2 separate regions of the Homo sapiens genome follow, and region 1 is linked to region 2. Evidence: chromatin loops called from intact Hi-C (ENCODE). Cell type or tissue: chondrocyte. All regions are shown on one strand. Each heading gives the region's core, and the rest is flanking DNA. Links, peaks and the distances in the headings are about the cores only. Region 1 overlaps KCNG2 (potassium voltage-gated channel modifier subfamily G member 2). Region 2 overlaps SLC66A2 (solute carrier family 66 member 2).

What was found. A loop is a pair of places that touch in the nucleus more often than their neighbours do. Peaks named below come from ENCODE experiments on the same cell type or tissue, not always from the same donor. Only the 100,000 strongest peaks of a DNase experiment are listed, where the experiment ranks them.
Region 1: a loop joins it to region 2, with 2.2 times the contacts of the local background. A loop is called at or near these places in 1 of 110 quality-filtered maps.

The regions. Positions count from the first base shown.
Region 1 is chr18:79,855,644-79,860,024 of GRCh38, reverse strand. It overlaps KCNG2 (potassium voltage-gated channel modifier subfamily G member 2), which reads right to left. Exons shown (of 4, transcript NM_012283.2): 2 at 3,573-3,646. Among named protein-coding and RNA genes, the nearest start is that of KCNG2, 60 kb to the right of the region's middle. RefSeq lists enhancers at 3,111-3,240, 3,022-3,316 and a silencer at 3,022-3,316. In chondrocyte, for the core only: no CTCF peak of the experiment used is centred there; no DNase peak of the experiment used is centred there.
Region 2 is chr18:79,941,535-79,945,915 of GRCh38, reverse strand. It overlaps SLC66A2 (solute carrier family 66 member 2), which reads left to right. Exons shown (of 6, transcript NM_025078.5): 3 at 2,454-2,587. Among named protein-coding and RNA genes, the nearest start is that of SLC66A2, 7.9 kb to the left of the region's middle. RefSeq lists a silencer at 1,592-1,651. In chondrocyte, for the core only: no CTCF peak of the experiment used is centred there; DNase peaks (open chromatin) are centred at 255, 2,155, 2,375 and 4,045.

The sequences.
Region 1 (4,381 bases), core at 178-4,177, 86 kb after region 2:
CTTAGCAGACATTGGCACCGTGCCTCCTTTACAGCCTGAAGAACCATGAGCGAATTAAACCTCTTTTCTTTATAAATTACCCAGTCTCAGGTATTCCTTTATAGGAATGCGAACATGGACTAGTACATTACTACTTACTCAAAGTGAGTATAAAGCTACAGCAATCAAGAGTGTAGTACTAGTGTAAAGAGAGACATAAAAATCAATGGAGCAGAATTGAAAGTCCAGAAATGAACCCATAAATCTACCGTCAGTTCACTTTTGACAAGGTCGTCAAGACTATTCAATGGAGAAGTAATAGTGTCTCCAACAAACGGTTATCCACATGTAAAAAAATAAAGTTGGACCCTGCTATCGTTTGGATATTGGCCTCCAAATCTTATATTGGAATTTGATACCCAGTGTCGGAGGTGGGGCCTAATGGGAGGGGTTTGGGTCATGGGGGCTGATCCCTCATGCATGGCTGGGAGGTGTCTTCATGGTAATGAGTGAGTTCTCGCTCTATGAGTTCACTCCAGAGTTGGCTGTTGAACCCGCCTGGCACCCCTAGCCCTTGCTTCCTCCATCTCCGTGTGGTCTCTGCACACACCAGCTCCACGCCATCTTCTGCCATGACTGGAGCTGCCTGTGGCCTTCCTCAGATGCAGATGCCTGATCTTGAACTTTTCCAGACATCAGAATCATGATGACATCACAAGCTTCTTTTTAAAATGAATTACCTGGCTCCAGGTATTCCTTTATAGCAACACTGAATGGACCAAGATGCCTACATCACACTATATATAAAAACTAATTCAAACTAGATCAAAGACCTTAATGTAAGAGCTAAAACTCCAAAACACACGTAGAAGAAAACAGACTGTACATCTTCATGACCATGGATGAGACATTGGTTTCTGAAACAGAATGCCAAAAGCACAAGCAACAAAAGAAAAAAAGATAAATTGGACTTCATTCCAATGAAACTCTTGTATATCAAAGAACAGGACCAGGAAAATGAATGACAAGTAACGGTGGAAAAAAAAAGAGCTGCAAGTCCCGTATCTGATAAGAGTCCAGTATCCAGGATGTTAGGAACTCTTGGAGCTCAACAACAAATGACAAACAACCCAATTTAAACATGGGCAGAGGATCTGAATAGATATTTCTCCCGAGGAAGTATGTGAATGGCTAATAAGCACATGAAAGGTGATCAATATCATTAGTCATTATGGAAACGTAAATTAAAACTACAAGATACCACTTCACATCCACTAGGGTCGTTATAGTCAAACAAATGGAAAAAAAAAACCCAACAAGTGTTGGAAAGGATGTGGAAAAATTGGACCCCTGTACATTGCTGGTGGGAATATAAAATGTCACAGCCACAGTGGAAAACAGTCTGGCAGTTCCTCAAAAATTTAAACATGGAGTTCTCATGTGACCCGGTGACCCCACTCCGAGATGTACACTCAAGACAAATGAAAACATGTGTTCACACAAAAACTTGTACATAAATGTTCACAGTGGCATTACTAGAATAGCCAAAAACTGAAAACAACCCAAATTCCATCAACTGATAAACGGAGAAGCAAAATATGGGCCTCCATACAGGAATGTTATGCAGCCACAAACAGGAACCAAGTGCTGCTAATGCCACAGTGTGGATAAAACCTATGCTAAGAGAAAGAAGCCAGGCAGAAAAGGTCACATATACTGGGAATCCGTTTATATAAAATGTCCGAGCTGGGCACGGTGGCTCACGCCTGTAATCCCAGCATTTTGGGAGGCTGAGGCGGGTGGATCACTTGAGGTCAGGAGTTTGAGACCAGCTTGGTCAACATGGCGAAACCCTGTCTCTACCAAAAAATACAAAACTTAGCTGGGTGCAGTGGCGGGCGCCTGTAGTCCCAGCTACTCGGGAGGCTGAGGCAGGAGAATCACTTGAACCCGGGAGTCAGAGGTTGCAGTGAGACAAGATCACGCCACTGCGCTCCAGCCTGGGAGACAGAGCGAGACTGTCTCAAAAAATAAAATAAATAAAATAAAATATCCATGATAAGTAAATTCACAGAGACAGAAAGCCGGCAAGGGGGTTCCAGAGGATGGGAAGAGGGGCGATGGGGAGTGACTGCTAATGGCTCAGAGTTTCTTTTGGGACGATGAAAAGTCCTGGAATTAGATAGTGGTGATGGTTGCACAGCATTGTTAATACACTAAAAACCACAGAATCGTGCACATAAAAATGGTAAATATAACGTTAGGTGAATTTTATCTCCATTTATAAAAATCATTCTGAGTGAGTAGGTCTCGGGGGGATCCAGTAACACGCAAGCCTCATCACTGAGGCTTGAGAGCCGCTGCCTTCCACCGCCAACGTCAAGCCCTTTTTCTGGTTGTTGCTGACAACTGTATTCTAGGACCTCTGCCAAGTAAAGCTTAAACCCACCACTACGGCAAGTCAGGAACCAGAGAAGAGGGGGCGTGGTGGGTTTGCTCAGTGTAGCTCGCAGACTGCCCACTCGACCCAAGCGTGTGATTCATTAGAGATTTTAGGGGGAAAAAGTCAAATGAAAAGGAAGGAGTGAGGGAAAGACAGTCTAACAAAATGGCATTAGTTAGCTTGCCAGTAAGAGCTCAGCACCCCAGTGAAGAATTGCATAAGTCGCTTCTGAATGGGAGAAAGCTCCTTGGATGACTACTGCAATGGAGGCCAGGAGAGAAGCGCTCCATAATCACCGGGACCACGTGTGCTGTGACCTTCAGCGCCAAGTTCGCTGCATGAGAAGAGGGGGGACGTGGTCAGGATTCAAATGGTTATGTGTGCCTCTGTGCCCCAAGGTTCACTCAGTGAACATGTGATCCAAACCTCTGTGCCAGACACCCCATGCCAAGGACATGGCCTGAAGCATAGATCTGAGGAACACAGACAAGTCCGATTCATCCAATACCACACAGGGCTGTGGGGGCGGCTGTGGGGGCGGCTGTGGGGGGCAGGCAGAGAGGTCCACAAAGCAGGAGAGCTCCTCTGGGACGGAGGGCTGGCCCAGCAGAAGGGCTGGAGCAGGGCATCTGATTTTATTCAAAAGCAATCAGCTGCTTAGGTCATGGAAACCTGCTGCGGAGATTTCCCGAGCCCTACAAGTCAAGCGCTCTGGGGGATTAAAGGCTCTGAAGGTTCCAACCTGCCGGCCTCCCCAGGGCTCACAAGACGGAGCTTCCTAATGCAGCAGGAAGTCGTCTGAACGTGCTGCCTCAGAAACTGCCCGGAATAAGCAGCAGCTGTCCCAGTTTGTCGAAGAAGCCTAGCGTGCAAACCCAGCTGCTGGAGCCCTTTGTGGCGTGGCAGACGGCCCCGTGAGCTCCCCTGTCCTCTGCAGTCCCAGGCGGGGTTCGGAAGGGGCTGCGCCTGAGTTCTGGGCTGCCTGTGAGGCATGCCTTTGACAGGTGTGTGTCAACAGTCACCAGAGTCTCAGCTTTACCATCAGCAGAAGGCACAAGAACCCACCAAGAAGACCCTCTCTCTGAAATGGAAAATGATAATCCCAGTACGACTTGAGGTTTCTTGCCCTTCTGGCAGGTTCTGGGTTTACCTGGCTCTGTGAAGGTACAGGGTATTCTCTTTCAGGGAACCGGTGAAAACACAGCTGAGACCAGCGGCTTCGACCTGGAAAATGAACATCCAGTTTCACCCTAAGGGACAGAGAGTCACCTGCGTTATTACTGCGGAGCATCGTGGCTCTGACGCCCCACCCCTCCAGTCCCCGCGAGCACACACACCAGGCTTGCAGGACAGGTTGACTTCCCTTGTAGCCAAATCCATTGCATGCTCCATTTTTTTGTAGGCAGGGATGAATAATTATTAAAATAAGTGGATAATCAGGTATAACCTGGAACTTTTGCTGTAAAAGGCTTTCTTCCTCCCAGAACATACATTTTAAAATATGGACGTAAGTTATATGCTACATTAGAAATGTTCTAAAGCTAATTACTTGATTTAGGAGATTACAAAGTTACTTCTGAAAGCTCTGGAGTTCCTCCCCATTCTCTGCAAAACGTCAGAAAAAGAAAGACAACGCACAGCTCAATAGAAAAAATGGGCCAACTGACATAAAGTTCACATCAAAGGGGGAAAAGGCTTCCAACATATGAAAAAATGCTCAATTTCATTCATAAGAGCAAAAATAAGCATCTTGAATTGCCACAGGTATTAGACTAGATCAACCAGTTTGACGACACACTCTTGTCAAGAGTGTGGGGTCTGGTTCAGTGACGACAGAGGTGAACGGGAATGGCCGTCACAGCACGAGGGCAGAGGCTGAACTGATCTAAGGAAAGCAGGGGCCGTGCAGGGTCCCCTCCACGGAGGGTGATCGGGAAGGAAACCCACCAGCCAGTACCA
Region 2 (4,381 bases), core at 113-4,112:
CGTCACCTCCTCAGCCTCAGGTCTCTGTGGGTGGGTTGACCGGCACCCAGGCCGCTTGGTAGCCAGTGGAGAACGGCCCTGGAAGTGACTGTGAGCTTGGCTGTATCCTCCAGCCTTGGGGGTTGCGATCGTGCTTTATAGTGCAGAGGCTGAGGCCTGGAGGGGGCCGGTGTGGGGGCTGGAGCCAGCCTGTGGGCAGAGTGCCCGTGCCCCCTGCACTCCTGCTCCTGCAGTGTCCCTGCACCTCCGGCCTGTGCCTCAGGCCCAGAAAACCCTGTTCAAGCTGCCTCTTTGCTGCTGGCCGTCCTCTATCCCCGGGCCCATCACCCTCCCTTCTTCTGTTTGCCTCTTAGTCTTGCCTTGTGTGTTTCTCAGAGGCTTCCTCGGGAAGCATCCAGTGAGGCAAGGGGACGGTGGTGGCCCCTGCTGACCTGGGTGATATTCCTGGAGGTACAGCTTGTGTGCCTGCCTGCCTGGCCCCTGTCCACCCTGGGCCATGGCTGCTGACCTGGGTGAGATGCAGCTTGTCTGCTTGCCTGTCTGGCCCCCTGTCTGCCCCAGGCCCAGGCTACTGTTTTCTCTGCCCTTCCCTCTGCTCCCTGAGTCTCTGTGACCTCAGGCAGCTGCTCCCTCTGCTGAAAAGCTCCCAGGAGACAGGGAAGGGCCTTGGTCTCTGAAGCCAGCACAGAGGGAATCAGCATGGCCACCCTCTGAGGACTGCATCCTGGCTCCCTGTCCTCCCAGGAGAACGTCTGTGGCTTTTTCCTGGTTGCTGTGGGAGCCTCACCTGCAAGTGGAACCTTCTTACCTGCTGGGCTGGCTCACCTGCTGAGGGGGCTATAGGGTTCCCCTTGTTCCTGCTCTGAGTTGATAAGGCAGTGCTGAGGGGGCTATGGGGTTCCCCCTGTTCCTGTTCTGTTGATAAGGGGGTGCTGAGGGGGCTGTGGGGTTCCCCCTGCTTCTGCTCTGTGTTGATAAGGGGGTGCTGAGGGGGCTGTGGGGTTCCCCCTGCTTCTGCTCTGAGTCGATAAGGGGTTGCTGAGGGGGCTGCGGGGTTCCCCCTTCTTCTGCTTCGTGTTAAGGGGATGCTGCATGGGAGCTGGAGAGAGGTGGGGGCTGTGGTGGTTGTTGCTAGGTCTTCCAGTTTTTCAGAAGTTGGGAAATGAGGCTGTTATGTAGGATCTCCTGACTTTGACATGTTGGTGACCAGTTCAAGTTTTGAAAATTCCCTTCAGGCCAAACTGCAGGCTGATTGAGATTCCCGCGCTGGAACAGTCAGGGGTTGGGGCTTTCTATGAGTGCGTGCCACACACAGCCCAGCCTTGGAGGTGGTGGCTCTGCAGGCATGTGTCCCAGCTCTGTGGTGGCTCTGGGGAGGCAGAGACCGCAGGGAGGCAGAGACTGCCAGTCATTGGCCTGTGGTTCTGCCCTGCAGAGGCTCCTAGCTGAGCTGAAGAGATGCTCAACCCTGGTCAAAAGTCAGCAAGAAGGCCTGGGAGCCTGCAGCTAGAGGAGCTCGGGGCCAGGGAGGCGTGGGGGCGGGGGTGGTGCAGAGCCTTGGCTGTCTTCTCTTCTGTGGGAGTGTGTGTGCATGTGGAAATTTCGCATCTGGCCCACCTGCTGCTCTGCACACTATCCCCGCCTTCCCCAGGCAGGAAGCAGGGCTGCTGTGAGCTAGAAACTGGGCTTTTTGCCTGGTGGCAACCCGGAGGCTGCAGGGAGGGCCTGGGGCACCTGGGCTGAGCTGTGGGAGGGGACTCAGGGCCACTAGACCCGGGTACCAGTGCCTGGGCCACTGGTTCTGGGGAGCGCCAAATGTGCCGAAGGGTTCTGAGTCAGGCTGTATGGGGGTCTTACGGCCCCTCCCCGGAGCCCTACCCCACCTGGAGTCTGGGAGATGGGCAACAGGTGCCTGGTCACTGTGGTGTTTGCCAACTCCTGGGCTCCTTCCCCGGGATGCCGCTTGGGGCCTGGGAGAGGGGGAGTGGGTGGGCAGTCTTTCCTGCTGCAGGTTCAGGACTGGGTGAGGCGGCGTGGGTGGGCCTCCCTTCTGACCCGGGTCTCTCCCGCTGCAGGTTCGGGATTGGGAGAGGCGGCATGGGCGGGCCTCCCTCCCGACACAGGATCTTTCCTGCTGCAAGTTCGGGACCAGGAGAGGCGGCATGGGTGGGCCTCCCTCCTGACACAGGATCTTTCCTGCTGCAGGTTTGGGACCAGGAGAGGCGGCATGGGTGGGCCTCCCTCCTGACCCAGGTGTCTCCCGCTGCAGGTTCGGGACTGGGAGAGGCGATGTGGGTGGGCCTGACACAGGGTCTCTCCGGCTGCAGGTTCAGGACTGGGAGGGGCGGCGTGGGTGGGCCTCCCTCCTGACCCGGGTCTCTCCCGCTGCAGGTTCGGGACTGGGAGAAGTGGCATGGGTGGACCTCCCTCCTGACACAGTGTCTCTCCCGCAGGTTTGGAAGGCGCTTTGAGTCCCCGCTGCTGTGGCAGAGCGCCATCATGATCCTGACCATGCTGCTGATGCTGAAGCTGTGCACCGAGGTCCGTGTGGCCAACGAGCTCAACGCCAGGCGCCGCTCCTTTACAGGTTGGTGGCCGGCGCTTCGGAATAAAGTCGCAGGGAATCAGGGCGTAGGTGACTCTGGTGAAACAAAAGCCACTCTAATCTGTCCTGATCCAAGCAGCTTTCATTTCACCAAGTGGTGCTGTTATCTCCAGCTGATAGTGTTTTCAGTATGTTAAATGACTTCAGTTAAACGGTTTATGACTTGAAGCAATTCAAGATAATAGTTTCTTCACTGGAAGTTGGGTGAGGCCTCAACACATCTTCACGGTTCCTCTTGGCTGTGAGCGCCATCCCAGACGCTTTCTGTGTCAGAACAAGAAGTGCTCATCTGTGCCTGGCCCATCAGGTCAGACGGTACCAGGTCAGGCGTTTCGTCTGTGTGCGTGGCCTGTACACAAAACACACCCTTTCAGTTCTGCTGTGACTCAGGGGTACCTTAGCCAGGGTCTTCCTCACAGACCTTGTTAAACAGACCCAGAGTCCCCCCGCAGGGTCAGGCAGCCCCTTTATGCGGAGCACACTGCAGTGTTGACAGCTGGGCAGGACCAATCACATGCTTAGCACACATGGCTCCTTAACCTTTGGCAGCTTAGAAAATAGAAAATACTTCTTCCAGTTTTTGCCTATTGCACAGTTTGTTCCAGTCTGAACTCTGTTTGAACATGCAGGCTGGCGGGCTTCTTGTGTGCAGGAGGGTTAAATCCTTCCTTTTGTTTTTCTTCTAATTACTAAATCTAAGACAGCACTCACTTTGGCTTTGAGAGAGAGAGTGATCTCAGCTATCACTTGGAGAAGAGTATCTTCCCAGAGTTTGTTAAGTTTGGGGCTTCTGTGGATTTGAGCTCTTGCCGGGGAGCTGTGTCCCTGTGTTTCTATTCCTGACCGCTACTTCGTCCTGTTGGAGAGGATTCCCACCTCTGCCTTTTTGTCTGCTTCTGTTTCTAGACTGAGGTGACTGTGTGCTGCTTTCAGCCTCTGTAGAAACCAGACCAGCCTCCAGCCAGTGTGACCTGGGCCAGTTAGTGTCGTTGGGGCCACAGAGATGAGCTCCAGCGTCTTTTCTGCGGTGTTCTGTTCTTTCTCCCCATTCACGCCATTCTCCTCTCCTCTGAGTCTCTGCTCTGTTCCCTTCTATTGTGTTTTGGGTTTGAAATTACACCAGAGATGGTACTGAGGATACCACAGATCTTGCCTAGAAAGCAGGCTTTTAAGAACCAGCCGGATTCCCCGCATGAGGAGCTGCGGTTTTACATTTCTGCTTAGGTGACTCGGTCTTGCTCCCCGCAAGGCTTTGCTCCTTCTCTGGACCTGAGCTCCTCATGGCATGTTCCCTGCCCCTTTGAACCTCAGTATTTAACTTGGAACAAGAATGTTCTCACTGTGGGAGGGCCGGCTGGCCGAGAGAACGGTTTGTGCCTAAGATGCCCAGTGCGTTGCTGGGAGTTTCTGCTGTCCTCGGGCTCTGGACATTTGTGCCTAAGATGCCCAGTGCGTTGCTGGGTGTTTCTGCTGTCCTCGGGCTCTGGACATGAGGCCAGACCTTGTGACCTTGTTGGCAGTGGGCAGTGGCTTGATGTGAGGTCCCAGAGACGGCAGGTTGTGAGTGTCCAGGCAGAGCAGCCAGCGTGGGGTTTAATGTGAGTGTGTGTTGGAACACTGGGATACCCCTAGAAGCGGCATCGTAAGCTCCCCACCTGCATTCATTTTACCAGCAGGTGCAGGTTCAGGCTTGTCTCAGAGGACCGTTGGATAAGAAGGGAGTGGGATGGTGGATGCCTGGCGTTCTGTGTCACTTCTTCCAAAGGAGTACTTCTC